Linked DNA regions of Homo sapiens: region 1 is linked to region 2. A link is a contact called in ENCODE Hi-C data. All regions are on one chromosome and are shown on one strand. Each heading gives the region's core, a stretch centred on a gene start or an enhancer-like site at or near the end of the contact. The rest is flanking DNA. Distances are from core to core; before and after follow the strand shown.

The links. Hi-C counts contacts between places; a loop is a spot of excess contacts on that map. Pooled maps may share reads with other maps.
Region 1: a pooled map shows a loop between it and region 2 (4-fold over the local background). The contact joins two enhancer-like sites. A Hi-C loop is called at or near these places in 2 of 168 maps with a recorded cell type or tissue (endothelial cell of hepatic sinusoid and posterior vena cava) and 4 of 50 pooled maps.

Annotation. Positions count from the first base shown.
Region 1 is chr12:88,322,477-88,329,701 of GRCh38, forward strand. No RefSeq gene overlaps it. Among named protein-coding and RNA genes, the nearest start is that of TMTC3, 180 kb to the left of the region's middle. Within about 2 kb of position 2,700, at least 5 of the 41 ENCODE cell types and tissues checked have a DNase peak (open chromatin) inside an H3K27ac peak, as active enhancers do.
Region 2 is chr12:88,238,992-88,246,061 of GRCh38, forward strand. No RefSeq gene overlaps it. Among named protein-coding and RNA genes, the nearest start is that of TMTC3, 100 kb to the left of the region's middle. RefSeq lists an enhancer at 4,738-5,316. Within about 2 kb of position 3,625, at least 4 of the 41 ENCODE cell types and tissues checked have a DNase peak (open chromatin) inside an H3K27ac peak, as active enhancers do.

The sequences.
Region 1 (7,225 bases), core at 1,450-3,949, 83 kb after region 2:
TCCAACATTGGAGATTACAATCCGACATGAGATTGGGGGAGGACACAGATGCAAACCATATCAAGCCCCATCAGAAATTGAGATAGTTGTGGAAACAACACTGCTAATTCAGCTGCTACACTTACCCCTATACAATCCCTTATAATTCATTCCATGGAATAAACAACTTAAAATGAAGAATCTAAAACAATTAAGTTGTAGCAGTTGAATGGTGTCTCCCAGATATATATATATATATATGGCCTAAACTCCAATTCCTGTGAATGTGAACTTATTTAGTCACAGGGTTTTGTATCATGGGATTACATCAAGCTAAAACATGGTCATATTAGGTTAGTATGGGCCTTAATTTAATCTGACTGTTGTTCCAATAAGAAGAAAAGAGACACAGTGACAGACATGGGGGAGAAGGCCATGTGAAGACAGAGGCAGAGATTGTAATAATGCAACTGCAAGCCAAGGAATGCTAAGGATTACCAGTAATCACCAGAGGCTTGGAAGAGGCAAGAAAAGACTCTCACCTAGAGCCTTCAGAGAGAGCATGGTCTTGCCAATACCTGAATTATGGACTCTCAATTTCCAGAACTGGGGGTGGGAATAAATTTCTGTTGTAAGCCATTTGGTGTGTGCTAATTTGTTATGGCAGCCCTAGGAAACTAAGGCACAAGTCAAGGTCTAAAAGTGTAATTGACACAATCTGCATTTTCAATCATAGCCATCTCTTGAAGGATGTCTAAAACTTGAGAAGATCATTCATGAATTCAAAATTGGGAGAAGGTAGCATGGAAAATTGGTGCCACTATTTCTGTCTTGGATCACTTCAACCATAAAAAGACTTTTTTTCCCCTCTCTTTAAGGGTTTTGGTATTAGGAGTGCTTACTTTTGTCAACCTCTTTGGTCAGTAGGATGGAAAATATATACTAAACTTTTAATAAAAATAATATAAAATTAACAATGTCAAACAATAAAGATGTTTATGCATCAAAATCATCCTTTCCTCCTTTCACCTTTAAGATATTCTCCAGAGATAAGCACTATAAACCATATCTTTTATATCATTCTAGAAATGTTTTATGTATATACAAGCATTTTCATAGACATGTATGTTTAAACATAACTGTGATTGTAGTTTACATGGGAATTTAGGCTTTGTTTTCTCTGTTTAATATATTTTGGTTGTCTTTTTATATTGACTCTTACAGAATCTACCTTATTCTTTTAAAAATTGCTAATATTTTATTGCAAGGTTCCTGCAATTAATATGCCAAATCTCTATTATAGGCATTTAGATGGATTTCAACTTATCAATTATACTGCAATACATGTGCTTATATGTAATCTTTAAGAATTTGTATATACAGCCATGTAGTGTGAGAAATTTAAAAAAAATAAAAACAAAGAATTTGTATGTATATATTTGAGGAAAAATTTTATGAAAACAGAAATGTCAGGGCATGTACACTTAAAAATTTGAAAGCTATTATCGAATAACTCTGAAGGGGAAATATTAATACATTTCCATGTCCCCTAATTCCTACAGCTAATTCAGTATACACAGAACTATTAAACAGCAAAATCACAACATTGATTTGGATAACTTTTACTCTCAAAGATATATTCAATTTTTAATTAAATTAAATAACCATGGAGCAAAGTGTTTTAGGGATGAAGAAGAGAGAGTCTGTTTTAAAGATCTTGGCCTTAATGGTTTCTTTTCATCAACAGTCAGAAAGACCTGTGGACAACATTCTAAGGAAACATTAAGAAGTTGTTTTATTACAGGTATTTTCTAGGAAGCTACTCAAAAGAAAGTGAACCTTGTATTTGCAGGAATCTGTGTTGTAGCCAATAGAAAGGCATGGCTAAATCAAGAGAACCACCACTGGTGACATTAGTTCTTACACTTTTAATTTTTTGGACCCTTATGTTTAACTTAGAGACATAGAAACAGCTGTAATTTGTATATCACCTCTAGTAATAGTCCAGAATGCATTGTCACAGAGGCAACTAATGTGAGAAGTAAAAGAGGAATAATGAATGGCTAATAAGTTTCACCAATTATCTTTATCAGGAGGGATTGACAGTTAACATCAGAATCACATTATTACGTGATTCTAAGTTACCAGTATTTTGAAATTTATTTATGCCTAAGTTTTAGCTGTCTATTAGATGACATATCTTATTTATACGTAATTGCATGACCACCCTACATATAATAGACCATGAACACATATCAGTGTCTCTCTTATTTTTCTAAAATTAATTATGTTAATTATGGGTTGTACTTTTAAGTCAGAAAACTTTCTGCATCTTTTTTAAGCCTATAGAGAAAGGTCCCCTTTTTCCTATTGTGTAGGGGAAATACTCAAATAAGAAGATCCAGTGAGTACTGACTATCAGCATCCAAGCTGCTGCAAGAAGCTTGATTTTCTTATTTAAAAAATGCCTGAACAAGATGAATAGTAGCAAGACCTGTCCTGTTTTGTCCATCTCCTAACATTGTAAAAGAACAAGCATGTTTCTGCAAAATCTGTTTGCCTGTAATGTGTGTGTGTGTGTGTGTGTGTGTGTGTGTGTGTGTGATGATAATAATGAGATTGTGGATGGAGAGAGTGATATAAGTTCCCTTGCTTTGCATCTTACTACCCAAAGTTTCTTTGCTTTTCCAATCCTGAGCACTTGTGGTGGGAAGACATGACTCTGACTGACTCAGCCAGCTGGGTTGAGTCTGTGTCTATTGATACTTGTCCTATGTTTATTTCCCTGTAGCTGAACCATATCCTTGTTCTCTCCTGTCTCATTTTCAGGCAGAATTCCTGGAATGACTCAGCTCTGCAGCTCACTTAATTCCCATAAGTTATCTCTATTTGGCCCATAACTAGCCTGTATTTTCTTGAGTTTCTTTGGTGACTGTTTCTCATTGTTGCTTCCTATCCACCATTAGGGCTACAGTTTTAATCCATGTTTTGCCCATGTACTCCTGTTAATTCTACTCCAGCTTCCCTGAAAAATAGGACTTGAGCCCAATTCCTTGCAGGCTTCACGGCCAGCAGAGCACAGTGGTGTATCACCCTGCTGGAAGCTATAGTTGATGACTTTATGGCTTGTGTAATAAGGAGGTAGAATCCTTAGCATTTCTAGAGGGTAGGCATAGGCCCATAAACTTACATTCCTTCAAATTCCTTCCACTTAGAAACCTCTGTCTTCTCAAAATGATTAATAATAGATTCCAGCTATCAAAACAACTATTTTCAAACAGTAGATTATTACACAACAAGCAGGAAGTTGTGACTCAAATGTTTTAATTTTATAAACAGTTTATGATGTATTATGAGAGAGCAGAGATATTTTCAAAAGTATTTTATTGTAACTATTTGCTTTACCGAACTTTCGGCAAAAGGCAGAATAACAAAAATCTTAAAATGCTGGCATCAGTGTAACCCATTTGTTGTTTGTGTCTGGTTAAGAATTTGTTTAAAGACAGCATACAAAATATAAACGTGTCAGTTGTTTTCACCCTGATACTAAACGTTTATCATGGTGTGCTGGAGCCAGGGACTCAGCAGCCACTGAGATTTGAGCTAGGCTGCAAATTTAGCTGGACACTGACCAACAGTATAACATTGAACAGCTCACTTGACTTCTCTGAGGCTCATTTTATCTCATCTGTAATAATGATAGTTAGATATCCTCTCTTTTAAAGACTTAAATAGGGAATGATACATGAAGGCACTTAGCACAATGCTGATCAGACGAATTGTCTAAAATGCATTCATTACTTTTCCAACCTTTTTTCAAAAATAAAAAAACTATTAATTCAACTGGAAAACTATACAAAAGTGAGCCTATCAGATGCTGTGAAATTTCTGATGTATTTTTCTTCTTTGTTATTTCTGCAATATGATTCTTGACAGTAACATGTGATAAGAACACCAGAATGACATCAAAGAAATTTAGGAACTTCAAGACCACCAAGTATCAAAGATGCTTTTAAATAACATAATTTGAATAAATTGAATGCATTTGAATAAGGTGTCTAACCAGAGATTGAACTAATCCTTAATACATTTAACAAGAAATTAAAAAAAGAATCAATCAAAAAATGATCTCATCTGGAATTTTTAGTTACATGGCATTTGTCTGATAGTCTCCAATGTCTTTTCCCTTACTTTCCACTAAAACATTTACGAAGGTAATGGGAGAAAATGTTACAAAGCAATATTAAACACTAAGGTCCATAGACTACCTAGAGTCAGATTTGGGGAGGAATCTTTGTCAAATATATGAAAGTTGAAGTGATTAGAAAAAAAAATTTACTTCAGTAAATACAACGGGGGTACAGGCATTGGCTAACTACCCCCATTCCAAAAGGGATAAATTGGCCAAAACCAAGGGGCTACAGGCCCTGTGCAAGTTTGAAACCCAGCAAGGCAGTCATTAAATCTTAAAGTCCCAAAATAATCTCCTTTGACTCCATGTGTCACATCCAGGCAACACTGATGCGAGGGGTGGGCTCTACCCATTATCCAGTTCCAAAGCTGCTTCCACATTTTCAGGTATCTTTACAGCAATGCCCCACTTTCTGGTACCAGTTTTCTGTATTAGTCCATTCTCTCATTGCTATAAAGAACAACCAGAGACTGGGTAGTTTATAAAGAAAAGGGGTTTAATTGACTCAATTCCACAGACTGTACAGGAAGCATGTCTGGGGAGGCCTCAGGAAACTTAGAATCATGGAGGAGGGTGAATGGGAAGTAGGCACGACTTACGTGGCTGGAGAAGGAGGAAGAGAGAGAAGAAATTGCTACACACTTTTAAACAACCAGATCTTGTGAGAACTCACTCACTATAACAAGAATAGTAAGGGAAAATCCACCCTCATGATCCAATCCCCTCCTACCAGGCCTCTCCTCCAACACTGGGGACTACAACTTAACATGGGATATGGGCAGGGGCACAAATCCAAATCATATCAAGGATAAGTAGCAGTCCCAATGGTACATAGCTGAACAAGGAATATTCTCGCAAAAAACTGAGAATTTATCCAAGAGCTTTTTATATTAACTTTCTCTCCAGCTGTAGATTTGAGAAATAGATTTAATCATTATCCAAGAATGTATGAATTGAACCAGAGGCAATCCACATAACCTGTCTGTTGACAAATACAAATCTGAAAAGATTTGGTTTGAAAAAACAGTATCCAAAACCATGGGGAAAGAGTATTTCAAACACAACCTAACATACAGTCTATCATATGGGTTAGAAAATGAGTGTACATCCTTAATAGAATGCAAGAAGTCTTGGCCTTTTTGAAATAGTAGCAGAAAATTATAAAGGGAAAACATGACGCATTAAAAGGACATTACCAAGAGGTTAAAAAGAGATAAAAAGAGAGAAGACTAAGTAAGGATTTCTAAAAAATAAGAAAAATAGCATAGATAAAATCCACTGCAGAGTTAAAGAAGCAGTAAAAGATATTGTAGAAAATTAAATCAGTGTATAAACTTCCAAAGCTCTCACAGAACATATATAGAGAGAACAAAGATAAGAAAATTGTGATAGTGAAGATAAAAGACATGGTGTACAAAGAATATAGAGTCAGTATACAGAGAGTACATTTAGCTGCAAAAAAATCTCAAAAATAAAAACCAGTTGTACCAGTCTGTTTTTGCACTGCTATAATGAACTACCTGAGACTGGTTAATTTATAAAGGAAAAAAGTTTAATTGATTCACAGTTCCACATGGCTGGCGAGGCCTCAGGAAAGTTACAATCATAGATGAAGGGGAAGCAAGTCACAACTTACATTGCAGCAGGAGAGAGAGAGCAAAACGGGGAAGCACTACACTTTTAAACCACCAGATCTCATGAGAATTCCATCACAAGACAACACTAGGAGGATGGTGCTAAACTGTTATAAACCAGCCCCATGATCCAATCCCCTCCCGCCAGGTCCCTCCCTTGACAAATGGGGATTACATTTTGAGATGAGTTTGGATGGGGACACAGAGCCAAACCATATCACCAGTAAAATCAGAATAAGCAATTAAAAGAAGCATAAATAAAAAACAATTTTCTGTGCTGAAAAAGGATCTGGGTATCTGTTCAAAGAGCTCACTACATTCTAGAAAAAAATCCATTAAAATATATACATTTAGATATATTATTTTTTGAGGTGCAGTCATAAGTTAAAAGTCCTCTTTTTATCCAGCATAGAAACAATGACTAAAAGAACAAGCAACCAAAATCTTACCCTCAGAACAGGAATTAGAGTATACTCAGACTGCTTGTACAGCCCTAAGTACCAGAATAACAAGAAACATCTAATAATAAAAATATTTATCATATCATTTATTTGAATGCCTGCTGCATTTAACATACTTACATATTTTATCTCTTTATTTCAAACAACAACCCTATGAGGTAGGTAATATATCCTCATTTGTAGAAACTGAGATTCAGACACAGAGCATGACCAAAATCTCATAGCCATAAAGTTATAGAAATAAAATCTAATGTAAGTTTACTTGATTCCAAAACATGTGCTTTTTAAATTGTGGTATGCAGCCCCTATGATACTTGAGAGGAAATGTCTTTGATCTAGATTTTAGCACCCTGCTAAGTTGTTTTTAACAAGGGTATTAGTCTGTTCTCACGCTGCTAATAAAGATATACCTGAGACTGGGTAATTTGTAAAGAAAAGAGGTTTCGTTTACTCAGAGTTCCACATGGCTTGGGGGGTCTCATAATTATGGTGGAGGGCAAGGAGGGGCAAAGTCATGTCTTACATGGTGGCAAGCAAAAGGAGAGCATGTGCAGGGGAACTCCTCTTTATAGAACCATCAAATCTCATAAGACTTATTCACTATCATGAGAACAGCATGTGAAAGACTTGCCCCCATGATTCAATTACCTCCCACTGTGTCCCTCCCATAACACATGGGAATTATGGGAGCTATAATTCAAGATGAAATTTGGGTGAGTACACAGCCAAACCATATCAACAACAAACAAGAGAAAAGCATGGTCAGATAAGCAAAGTCTCAGAAAATATGCTTTTTGAAAACAAATATGCTTTTTGAAGGCTGCTCATATGCTTTTTAAAACAATTAGTACCAGACTGACTTTAGTTATGCAAGAAAATCATACAAATTAAGACATATAAAAGTCAATTCTATTGGAAAGGGATTGGGGCTGAGTTTTGGAACCTTTTACGAAGTTACA
Region 2 (7,070 bases), core at 2,375-4,874:
CTTTGCACTGTGTTGCCTGGGCTTGGGGAAGGGGCTATGAGGATAATGTATAACTGGCTTTCCTACCCTTTTAAAGGGGTCTTTTCTTATTATAGTGACACAATCAGGTACTATAGTCTCTCATTTGGCTTCCTTATCTCGAGGGAAATCATTTTCATGCATGGATATTTATTATTTGTTCAATAGATGTTGATGTTTCTGTGGTGGTACAGTCACTGGAAATTCCTTTTTTTAAAACTATATTTAAAGTTCTAGGGTACATGCGCACAACGTGCAGGTTTGTTACATATGTATACATGTGCCATGTTGGTGTGCTGCACCCATTAACTCGTCATTTACATTAGGTATATCTCCTAATGCTATCCCTCCTCCCTCCCCCCACCCCACGACAGGTCCCGGTGTGTGATCTTCCCCTTCCTGTGTCCAAGTGTTCTCATTGTTCAATTCCCACCTATGAGTAAGAACATGCGGTGTTTGGTTTTTTGTCCTTGTGATAGTTTGCTGAGAATGATGGTTTCCAGCTTCATCCATGTCCCTACAAAGGACATGAATTCATCCTTTTTTATGGCTGCATAGTATTCCATGGAGTATATGTACCATATTTTCTTAATCCAGTCTATCATTGATGGACATTTGGGTTGGTTTGAAGTCTTTGCTATTGTGAATAGTGCTGCAATAAACATCTGTGTGCATATGTCTTTATAGCAGCATGACTTATAATCCTTTGGGTATATACCCAGTAATGGGATGGCTGGGTCAAATGGTATTTCTAGTTCTGGATCCTTGAGGAATTGCCACACTGTCTTCCATAATGGTTGAACTAGTTTACAGTCCCACCAACAGTGTAAAAATGTTCCTATTTCTCCACATCCTCTCCAGCACCTGTTGTTTCCTGACTTTTTAATTATTGCTATTCTAACTGGTGTGAAATGGTATCTCATTGCGGTTTTGATTTGCATTTTTCTGATGGCTAGTGATGATGAGCATTTTTTCATGTGCCTTTTGGCTGCATAAATGTCTTCTTTGGATAAGTGTCTGTTCATATCCTTTGCCCACTCGTTGGTGATGTTGTTTGTTTTTTTCTTGTAAGTTTGTTTGAGTTCTTTGTAGATTCTGGATATTAGCCCTTGGTCAGATGAGTAGATTTCAAAAATTTTGCCGCATTCTGTAGGTTGCCTGTTCACTCCAATGTTAGTTTCTTTTGCTGTGCAGAAGCTCTTTAGTTTAATTAGATCCCATTGGTCAATTTTGGCTTTTGTTGCCATTGCTTTTGGTGTTTTAGACATGAAGTCCTTGCCCATGCCTATGTCCTGAATGGTATTGCCTAGGTTTTCTTCTAGGGCTTTTATGGTTTTAGGTCTAACGTTTAAGTCTTTAATCCATCTTGAATTAATTTTTGTATAAGGTGTAAAGAAGGGATCCAGTTTCAGCTTTCTACATATGGCTAGCCAGTTTTCCCAGCACCATTTATTAAATAGGGAATCCTTTCCCTATTGCTTGTTTTTGTCAGGTTTGTCAAAGATCAGTTGGTTGTAGATGTGTGGTATTATTTCTGAGGGCTCTGTTCTGTTCCATTGGTCTATATCTCTGTTTTGGTACCAGTACCATGCTGTTTTGGTTACTGTAGCCTAGTAGTATAGTTGGAAGTCAAGTAGCGTGATGCCTCCAGCTTTGTTCTTTTGGCTTAGGATTGTCTTGGCAATGTGGGCTCCTTTTTGGTTCCATATGAACTTTCAAATAGTTTTTTCCAATTCTGTGAAGAAAGTCATTCGTAGCTTGAAGGGGCTGGCATTGAATCTACAAATTACCTTGTGAAGTATGGCCATTTTCACAATATTGATTCTTCCTACCCATGAGCATGGAATGTTCTTCCATTTGTTTGTGTCCTCTTTTATTTCGTTGAGCAGTGGTTTGTAGTTCTCCTCGAAGAGGTCTTTCACATCCCTTGTAAGTTGGATTCCTAGGTATTTTATTCTCTTTGAAGCAATTGTGAATGGGAGTTCACTCATGATTTGGCTCTCTGTTTGTCTGTTATTGGTGTATAAGAATGCTTATGATTTTTGCACATTGATTTTGTATCCTGAGACTTTGCTGAAGTTGCTTATCAGCTTAAGGAGATTTTGGGCTGAGACGATGAGGTTTTCTAAATATACAATCACGTCATCTGCAAACAGGGACAATTTGGCTTTGTCTTTTCCTAATTGAATACCCTTTATTTCTTTCTCCTGCCTGATTGCCCTGGCCAGAACTTCCAACACTATGTTGAATAGGAGTGGTGAGAGGGCATCCCTGTCTTGTGCCAGTTTTCAAAGGGAATGCTTCCAGTTTTTGCCCATTCAGTATGATATTGGCTGTGGATTTGTCATAAATAGCTCTTATTATTTTGAGAGACATCCCATCAGTACCTAAATTATTGAGAGTTTTTAGCATGAAGGGCTGTTGAATTTTGTCACCACTGATCCCACAGAAATACAAACTACTATCAGAGAATACTATAAACACCTCTACACAAATAGACTAGAAAATCTAGAGGAAAGGGATAAATTCCTGGACACATACACCCTCCCAAGACTAAACCAGGAAGAAGTTGAATCCCTGAATAGACCAACAACAGGCTTTGAAATTGAGACAATAATTAAGAGCCTTCCAACCAAAAAAAGTCCAGGACCAGATGGATTCACAGCCGAATTCTACCAGAGGTACAAGGAGGAGCTGGTACCATTCCTTCTGAAACTATTCCAATCAATAGAAAAAGAGAGAATCCTCCCTAACTCATTTTATGAGGTCAGCATCATCCTGATCCCAAAGCCTGGCAGAGACACAATAAAAAAAGAGAATTTATACCAATATCCCTGATGAACATCGATGCAAAAATCCTCAATAAAATACTGGCAAACCGAATCCAGCAGCACATCAAAAAGCTTATCCACCACGATCAAGTGGGCTTCATCCCTGGGATGCAAGGCTGATTCCACATATGCAAATCAATAAATGTAATCCAGCATATAAACAGAACCAAAGACAAAGAACACATGATTATCTCAATAGATGCAGAAAAGGTCTTTGACAAAATTCTTAGCCTTTCATGGAAATTCTTACTCTGCTGTTTTACTCCACCCTTCCATTATGTTGATGCAAAAGTAATTGCGGTTTTTGCCATTGAAAGTGATGGTAAAAACTGCAACTACTTTTGCACCAACCTAATAATTCTGTTGTTATTTTAGTTTACATTTTCTGACTGGCTAGCTTCAATTTACTTCTACAAAGAGCCATTTGGTGGGTTAGTTCTTTCTCATGATTAGCTCATGTGTTTCTGGAGGTGTGGGGACCAGAGCATATGACTCAGATCTAAGTCATTCTGCACATGGCACTGCTCCATTCACTGTGATTCACTTAACAACTGGAAATCTGACTAAATAAAAGTCAGTGAAATGACCCAAGATTTTACTAACACTTCATTGACTCAAAATGAGAGAAAATATACGTTTAAAATTGTGGCAACCATCTTTCCACTGTAAAGAGAGATTCTATATGTGAATAGATCCAGGACAGATTAGGCATATGATAGAAGTAGGAAATTGGGTTGCAGTGATATTGTTTGAGGGCCTGGTTAAACTGTATGTGAAAAGACAATAACATAAGTTAAAGTAGAAGCAACTCGAATCACAACTGAGTGGTTGGCCAACTTTTGAACAAGGACTAGACTTCATAGCTAGTCTGGCCAAGCTCAGGAGGTCACATGAAGAGCAATGTGGGCCTCAATTCCAGTCTTGGAAGTTGGCAGATTTTATTAAGTGTAAGCAAAACAACTGCTTAAACTGTTCTCTGTTTAAGCAATGGTTTAAGCAGCATGTCCTGTGGTCACACTGAATAAGACCACAAGATGTGAAACTTTGTTTTGAATTCAGCATTTAGAACATCAAATAAGGTCAAACAATGAGAAAGTTTTAAACCAGATCCATTTTATTTAAAAATAAAGAGATTAGAGAATATTGTTTTGGTGTAAGCTTCCACTTTGTTTTCTTTACTTTTCTTTTCTTTTCTTCTGTCTTTCTTTCTCTCTCTCTTTCTTTCTCTTTCTCCTTCCTTCTTTCCTACATTTCCTTCCTTTTCTTTTCTTTCTTTCCTTTTTCTCTTTCTTTCTTTCTCTATCTCCTTCCTTCCTCTTTCTTTTCTTTCTCTCTCTCCTTCCTTCCTTTCCTTCCTTTCTCTTCCTTTCTCTTTCTTTCTTTCCCTTCCTTCCTTTCTCTCTTTCTTTTCCTTCCCTTCCTTCTTTCTTTCTTTTCTTTCTTTCTCTTTCTCTTTCTTTCTCTCTCCTTCCTTTCCTTTCTTTCTCTCTTTCTCTTTCTTTCCTTCCTTCCTTCTCCCTCTTTCTTCCTCTCTCTTCTCCTGCCTTCCTTCCTTCCTTCCCTCTCTCTCTCTGTCTCTCCCTTTCTTTCTTTTCTTTTCTTTCTTTCTTTTCTTTTCTTTCTTTCTTTCTTTCCTTCTTTCTTTTTTTTTTCTTTCTTTCTTTTTTTTTTTTTTTGAGATGGAATCTCTGTCACCCAGGCTGGAGTGCAGTGGTGTGATCTCTGCTCACTGCAACCTCCGCCTCCCAGGTTCAAGAGATTCTCCTGCTTCAGCCTCCCCAGTAGCTGGGACTATAGGCACGCACTACCACGCCTGGCTAATTTTTATATTTTTAGTAGAGATGGCGTTTCACCATTTTGGGCAGGCTGGTAACTCCTGACCTCATGTGATCCGCCCACCTCGGCCTCCCTAAGTGCTGGGATTACAGGTGTGAGCCACTGCAACCAGCCTCATTTCTACCTGTAATTTGAAGTCTGAGATAGCTGTAACTACAGTAGCAGGGTAGAAAAGCCAAAAATTCTCTGCCCTAAGCTAGTATTTGATTCAAGCAATATTAGAAGTGGGAAACTTAGCAAGAGATATGACTGGTAGTTAGAAAAATCATATCCTAGCTTCTCAAGCCCCTCCCATATTCTTCCAATTAAGTAGTCATTGCCTGACAATGGGATGAATTACTCCCATTGAGAAAATACACTCCAGAGGCATAGATACAAAGAAGAAGGAAATTCAGCTCGGGGCTAAAGAAATTGGCAGTGCAGTGTCGATGTACTAGTTTCCCAGGACTGCTGCAACCAAGTACCACAAATTTGGATGGCTTTGAAAAACATACATTTATCATCTCACAGTTCTGGAATCTAGAAGTCTGAAATAACATGCCAGCAGACTTTCTTCCTCTGGAAGCACCCGAGAAAGAATCTGTTCCATGCCTCTCTCCTTGCTTCTGGAAGTTGTCGGCAATCCTTTGAGTTACTTGACATGTAGACACATCACTTTAATCATTCACATGGCTGTCTCCCTCTGTGTGTCTGTTTCTGCTCCTGTTATAAAGACACAGTCATATTAGATTAAGAGCTCACACTATTCCCATGTGATATCACCTTAACTAATCATTTGCAACTACCCTATTTGCAAATTAGGCCACATTCTTGAGGTACTGAGAGTTAGGATTTCAATCTGTCTTTTAGGGGGCCACGACTAAAAGTACTATAGTAGCCATGGCCAATTTCTTGAAGACAGAAAATCCAGCCATGTTGTCCAGATTTAAATACTCTGATTCTTCATGATAGTTCCCTTTGTTTACTACCCCATGAATAGAGAAAATGCAAATAGGTTAAAAATATACCAAGAGTTCAAGTAAGTTTTACTGTTAGACAAATCTCAAGCCTTACAAAAAAGAGGCTAAATTTTCTCAAGCTTTAAAATAATCCTCAGGCTCTAGAACCTGAGGTTAAATGAAGTACACTGATAAATAATTACGGGATGCCCTTCGGATATGGTCATAGACAAGAATTGTGTAAACTCAACAGATTGAATTGTCAAAGCAGGTGCACATAAATTATAGATCTTACCTGGTATCAAATTTTATTAATTATTTAAAGGCTACTCACAAACAGCAGGTATAAGCAAAGTCCATAGATTTCAGATTTGCCTACAATAAGAAAAATAGACCAGAAATATCCTACTTTGTAGATAGGAAATCCCTGTGTACAAGGAGATCTGGTGGAAGTCATTCTTTTCCCCTGTTATCTCCACTAGGGAAGAAGTGGTCCACTAAACTGCCATTAACCATTTCCTTCTCAACAATAGAAGTCCTTAGAGAGCAGAACTATATTTCACTCCTAGGTCAAGGAGCCCTTTCTTTCCCTGTCATGCAAGACATTATATGAATTATGTATCAGCAACCACTTTAATGTTGTTTACCTTCCCAAAACAGCAGCTTAAAAGTGTGTATTGAATGTTTTGGGATTTATTAAACACAGTATATAGCATTAGTTCTCTAGGTGAAGAGGAGTTAGAGATGGATCTGACTGAGAGGACTGTACCTCGAATAGCCCTTTTGAACCCAGAACTCTGTGTGGTCAATGAATGAGATTTTTATTTCTCATTATTTCTTTGGGAAAGCGAAGGAGGATGTGTTTTCTGTGGGATGTGACATAAGTTTATTATGTAGACAGATATTTTTGAGGGTTTATGAATGGGAAGATGAAGTAGCCAAATGATTGGACATTTCTTTGGTTGTTTGTGTATTGTTCAACATCAATTCACCCTAATTCCAGTACTGCCATTGTGGATTGATTCAGGGATGCTCTATTGATAGAAACATATAATCCATGGTGATAGAAATAAATATATTCCATCCCCTTGGCTAGTCATTTATAGCCAAGTTCAGGAATTTGAGTGTGACACAATCAATATTAGTAAGGTGTTAGGACAGGCCAGAAAAAGCATCTTGCTCTTTTCCCATTAGATTTGATTAGAGATGATCTAAGTCTGAATTAGAGCAGCCTTCTCCAAATAAAAAAGACACAGAATCTGATAGTAGAGGAACATGATAGATGAACAGAAAAATATCGGTCCAATTGTCTTTGGAATTGGGTATCCTCTCAAATGAAATTGAATAAAATCTACTAGTACATAATTCTTAAAAATTTAAATATATTTTCAGTGGTTTGTAATCCAATAAAAACTTCTTTCAAAGCATCATATTTTTCTGGAGTCCA